Regions from separate parts of the Mus musculus genome. Here region 1 is linked to region 2. A link is a loop called in an ENCODE intact Hi-C map of the cell type or tissue named here. Cell type or tissue: left cerebral cortex. All regions are shown on one strand. Links, peaks and the distances in the headings refer to the core of each region. The heading gives the core; the rest is flanking DNA.

Region 1 (2,926 bases), core at 267-2,766, 1.9 Mb after region 2:
ATTGTTACATTGCTTTCTAGTTATAATGTAAGTAAAAGAAACTGCAGCGAGGCTTCTGTCCCTCTGTTGTGCAAGTTCTTGTACTAAGTGAACTTTACCACTTTAAGTCAACACATTCATAAAATCAGTGAAATTAAGTTTCACAGACTATCAAGTGACTACTCTTGTAAAATTTGAGAATGTAAGAATTGGAATGAGTGATAAAGACATCATAACTCACCCCCTTATTACACTGGAGGAAACTGGTGTCCAGAATGATTAAATCGCACACCCACTCTCATATTACCCAACCAGCAGAATGAAAGTGTGGTGCTGCCCGGTAGAGTTTATGATCACTCTTTTTCTCGTTCTTTGATATAATTTTTATGTCTTTCTTAATGTTTCCCTGGTAAATATATTCCTGCATAACCTACACAAAGTTAGTTTTATTTATTTTATATCATCTCCTGCCACACATATCTGTGTTTATTAAAAGTACAAAATTACAGTTATTTTCTTTTTCCTCCAATTCAAAACATTTATTCAAAGTTATATCTCAATATACCTTATGGCTCCAACATTTTCAAATGTACATACATGATATCTCACTACAGTTTTTGGTCATTGTTGTTTTGAAGCAGGGTCTTATACATCCCAAATAAGCCTGAAACTTACTATATATTCAAAGATGGCTTGAATTCCTGACCTTCCTGCCTTTCTCTCCCAAGTGCTAGGATGACAGATCTGTGCTAACCCACCCAGCATACTTCATACTTTCTTAGGTCACCACAGTGTTGATTATTTCACACAGTTGGATTTGAGAAACACATCAATGGGCATCCATTCATGTGTGCTCATGGACTCATAACTTTTAAAGTGGTAGGTTTCTATTAAGTTAGACTTAAGTTACATAAAGAACTGCATGTATCGTGCTACTTTCTAAGTAACAACAACAGCAGCAACAACAACTTCTGCTATTACAATCATGAACTGTATCATTATGGCCTGGTCTAGCCTCTATATAAGTATAATGAAGTGTTGTAGCCCATAACACTTGACATTTTTATTCTAAAATAGCGAAATATTTCTAACTTGAATGAGATTTGCTAAACACAGGGTTTGTTTTCTATACATCGGCTACAGCCTTTGCTTTTATATTTTCTGCATCCATATTACTTTTATAATTGAACTCTGAATTGATATTCTAGTATGGACCTCAGTTAAGTATTTACTGGCATGGAGTCACTCCCACCTTACTTAATTTTCTTGGTTTTCGTTTAATGTACCAATGCCAAATCTCAACTCCTGGTCCACAGTGCTCTATGTTAGGAACTCCGCACACTCACAGTTATTTTACCTTGGTGACTCTTCTGCCCTCTGGTGTCTGAAATGAGCAACTGAACAAACAGGTTTTCTTTAGATGAATTTTTAGAATCTTTACTGTCCTGTTTGGTTTAGTGCTGTGAAGTTCCAATTGAGAAAAAAAAAAGAAGAAGAAGAAGAAAGAAAAAAAGAAAAGAAAAGGAAGGAAGGAAGGAAGGGAGAGAGAGAGAGAGAGAAAGAGAGAGAGAGAGAGAGAGAGAGAGAGAGAGAGAGAGAGAGAGAGAGAGAAAGGAAGGAAGAAAGAAAGAAAGGTACAAATCAGACATGGAAACCAAATTGGAGAAAGCTAATAGTCTAAAAAAACACCTCATTCTAAGGAGGGTTTGAAAAGAAGTATTTTGATTTTAATAATTAATTTATTATAAATAACTTAATACAGATTTTGTAAATAAACAAGTATATTTTACAGGTATTCTATATTGACAAGGGCTTTGTGTGTGTGCACATATGTGCATGTGTGTGCTCACCTGTGTGTGCTCACCTGTGTGTGCTGTGTTTATTTTGTATGTGTTATATGTGCACATGTGTGAATGTGAGTCTGAAAGTCTGAGATTGGCATCCAGTATCCTCCTCTATTGTTCCTGGTATGTTATTATTTTGGAGACAGAGTTTCTGGGTGAATATGGAGTTCACCAATTTGGCAAGAGTATGTGGTAACTTGCTAGCGAACCCCCTCCTCTGCCTCCATTGCGCCAGAACATGGTTACAGTCATGTTCACACATAGCTGTTTTTTGTTTTGTTTTGTTTTGTTTTGTTTTGTTTTGTTTTGTTTTGTTTTATGTGCTATGAGGGATTGAAAGTCAGATCCCTCTGTTTCTGTAGCAAGCACTTTACAGATTAAGTTATCCTCCCCATCCTAATAAGGCATTTTAATAATTTGCATTGCACAGTGCTTGATGGATTTCTGCTTTAAATCATTCTTCTGTCAAAAGCTGAAAAGAGCTTTCATAATGTGGATGTATAGGAAACATGATTCACTACCCTTAAACTAGTTTGCCCCAGTTTTCAGATTTTGTAAAAATGCTAATTCCCATACAATTTCTTTAGGAATGTCTACTGTTGTTACTGTCAACTTGTCCTGCTTCATATTCAATTATCAAAGCACATGATTATTCTAACTAACCCTCTGTTTTATTGGTGGACGCTGAAAGGAGTCATGGATACTGTCAATGATTCTATCTTCTCCCTCTGCCAGGCAGACACTGCTCAATTATAAGTGCTGAATAACTGAGAGTTCTGTGAATTCCTTGGGTGGAAAGTTTTCAGCGGAGCTATACTTCAAGAAACACAATTTCTAAAACCTGACGGTGCTGAGGATTTTCACAAAACAGCCATCACGACCATTGTTCACTGGATATCAGCACAACTTTAGTTTCTAAACTGGGATTCCCAATTCTCAAGCTACTCGCTATGTCTAATTGTATTTTGATTGATCTGTTAGAGAAATTCCTGCAAGAGAATGCAATCCGAAGAAAAGTGGGGTAACACTTAAAACATTTAAATTCATTAAATTAACTTTTGTATAGTTTGTCATGCCCTAATGGCTACATATTTGGGCAAATC
Region 2 (2,926 bases), core at 334-2,833:
AATAATATTGTAGCCAGGAAAAGAAAATGAAGATAAGTTCCCTATAGTAAATACAAGCCTTAAGTAGAAATATGAACTGGTTTCTACTACTAATCCTAGTTTACAATGGTGGAGGTCTCTTAGATATTACCATAATTGGTACCTCTCTTTGTAGAGTCAGTAATTTTCCTATGTTCTTTAAGTAAAAGAGCAAATTTAAAAAAATTACTCCTTTAACAAGAGTTCGTTAGTCAAAGGAATGGAAACTGCATAATTACTTCCTGGTTTCCTAATGTACTCTTTGTGTAATCTACAATGTATATTAACACATTAAAGAATAATGCTTTCAGAATCTGATTGAAGTTATTTTAACACAATGAATTTTAATCACATGTTTTAGTAGAATATGTTTCTAGAAACACAGCTTTCTTAACGTAAATCACACTTTCCCAGTGCCACGTACTTTTTGTGAATACCTAACTCCATAAATAATTTTTTTGTGTAGTGTCATATCCTTGTAATCCCTATATTTGGCAAATAAGCAACTGAAGAAAGTCTGAGGCCAATCTTGACTTCATAGTGAAATTCAATTCACAAAATAATATTCATTTTCAAGATTTGCATGATTTAAACTACTTATACATACATATGTTTTAGCTATCTTCCATATATACGTAGTGTCTCATTTTCTTTGTTATTTCTTTTCTTTTCTTCAGTCTTTTTTTTGTGTGTGTGTGTGTCTTTCCTTGTGAACATTTTTTTTCATTTTGAATAGGTTCTCACAGTATAGTCTAGTCTGTCTTCTGCATCCTGAAGGTTGAGATTTAAAAAAAAAAAAAAACAAAAAACAACAACAAAAAAAAATGTCATTCCTCTGACTCCAGTCTCTTTCTACATGTTTTTCTCAATGAATAAATATGAAGCCAATAAATAAATATAATATAATTCATGACTGCATTCTATGTCAAACGGATATCTATGCTTTACTATTTCAAAACAACTATGAAAGTTTACTGAAGGCACAGAAATTTGAGAAATTAAAGGAGACCAGCTTGCCCTCAAAAATTCAGCTCTGTAATAAAACAAAGAATAAACAACATTTTTCTCTTTCAGTAAAATTTCCAATATGCTCTGCCAATAAATCCATATCATCACATACAAACTATACATGTCTTGACTTCATATCATTTAAACAAAGCATGAAAAGGATCATCAGATATTAAAATCTGAAATCAATTCCTACAGAAAATCTGTCATTTACCCATTGTTTATATGATATTTTCTATAAAAACCTTGTTAGGCAAATTTAAATAAGCTTCTTATATTTGATGTAACTTTCAAATGGAAAAAAAATGGGTAATCCTTCAGGTTATTAAAGACAAGTGGTTAGTAATTTTGTTTATGTGCATATTCTTTAAGTTCTTAGGATGCCAAAGGAAACATTTGTTCATTCTTTGTGGCACTGGAACTCTAAAAGAAATTTACTACATGACTCTTCATTTGCAGCATCATATGAGCTTAATGGACATTGGATTCCACCACAGTTCACAGTAAGAAGGAAAATTCTCCTTAGCCTGCAGCAAATTTTTGTTCTAAGTGTGCCCAAAGTATCCCTGCAGTCTTGCAGATCACTGAGGCTCATATTCCTTCACAGTCACTGCAGGATCTCATGCAATTGCTATTTTAAAGTCTCTCAACAGTCACACTGGATTTTATAGTCCAAAGTCAGATGCTACTTGGCATTAATTCTCTCACAGCTCCTTTGTGCTTTTTTATGTGTTTGTTTCCTGCCAGTTTCAAGTGCCAACGTCCACACCCAAAGCTCATGTTTGAGATAGATTTAAAGTTTAAAGCATTCTGTTGTGTTATGTCCCTATACCCTTTCCTTAACTAAACCTGGGATCCTAGTCTCTGTGGGAAGAAATGAGAAGGTAAACACCCTGAAACTGATTCTGGATATAAAGCCACATCACAAATTTTAATTGAATAACTTCATTGGATTTCTTTTAAAAATATTTTGTTTCATCTATTATTTTTGGTGAAAGAAAAGAAGTCGGTCTTTAGACATGATGAAGAATTAAACTTCATGTGGTCTGTGAGTTGCATTGTGGTTATTCCGAGCTTTTTCCCTAATATCCACTTATCAGTGAGTACATATTATGTGTGTACATTTGTGACTGGCTTACCTCACTCACTATGATATTTTCTAGTCATTAGCCTGTAAATTTCATGAAGTCATTGTTTTTAATAACTGAGTACTACTCCATTGTGTAAATGTAACACATTTTTGTATCCATTCCTCTGTTGAGGGACATTTGGGTTGTTTCTAGCTTCTGGCTATTATTAATAAGGCTGCTATGAACATAGTGGAGCAGGTGTCCTTTTTATATGTTGGAGAATCTTTAGTGTATTTATCTAGGGTGGTATAGTTGGGTCCTCAGTTAGTACTATGTTCAATTTTTCTGAGGAACCACCAGACTGATTTCCAGAGTGGTTGTACAAGCTTGCAATCCCACCAGCAATGGAGGAGTGTCCTTCTTTCTCCACATTCTCACCAGCATCTGCTGTTACCTGAGTTTTTGATCTTAGCCATTCTGACTGGTGTGAGGTGGAATCTCAGTGTTGTTTTGATTTGCATTTCTCTGATGACTAAGAGGAGAAGCCTTTTGTCCTGTGAAGGTTCAAGGCCCCAGTGTAAGGGAATGCCAGGAAAGTGAGCTGAGAGTGGGTGGGTGGGTGGGTGGGTGGGTGGGTGGCAGAGCACTCTCATAGAAGCAGAGGGAGTGGGAATGGGATAGGCACTTTGCAGAGGGGAAACTAGCAAAGGGGATAACATGTAGTACTCTACATAATAAAATATTCCAAAATTTAAAAAGAATGTTGATCATTTCTTTAGGTGCTTCTTATTTGAGATTCCTAAGTTGAGAATTCATTGTTTAGCTTTGTG

The links. Hi-C counts contacts between places; a loop is a spot of excess contacts. Peaks named below come from ENCODE experiments on the same cell type or tissue, not always from the same donor. Only the 100,000 strongest peaks of a DNase experiment are listed, where the experiment ranks them.
Region 1: it touches region 2 in a loop (7-fold over the local background); 14 of 42 quality-filtered maps call a loop at or near these places.

What each region holds. Positions count from the first base shown.
Region 1 is chr5:12,556,770-12,559,695 of GRCm38, forward strand. All of the region lies in intron 11 of Sema3d (sema domain, immunoglobulin domain (Ig), short basic domain, secreted, (semaphorin) 3D), which reads left to right. Among named protein-coding and RNA genes, the nearest start is that of Sema3d, 180 kb to the left of the region's middle. In left cerebral cortex, for the core only: a CTCF peak has its summit at 1,359 (motif pointing left); a DNase peak (open chromatin) is centred at 1,350.
Region 2 is chr5:10,649,305-10,652,230 of GRCm38, forward strand. No RefSeq gene overlaps it. Among named protein-coding and RNA genes, the nearest start is that of Gm32266, 270 kb to the right of the region's middle. In left cerebral cortex, for the core only: no CTCF peak of the experiment used is centred there; a DNase peak (open chromatin) is centred at 1,778.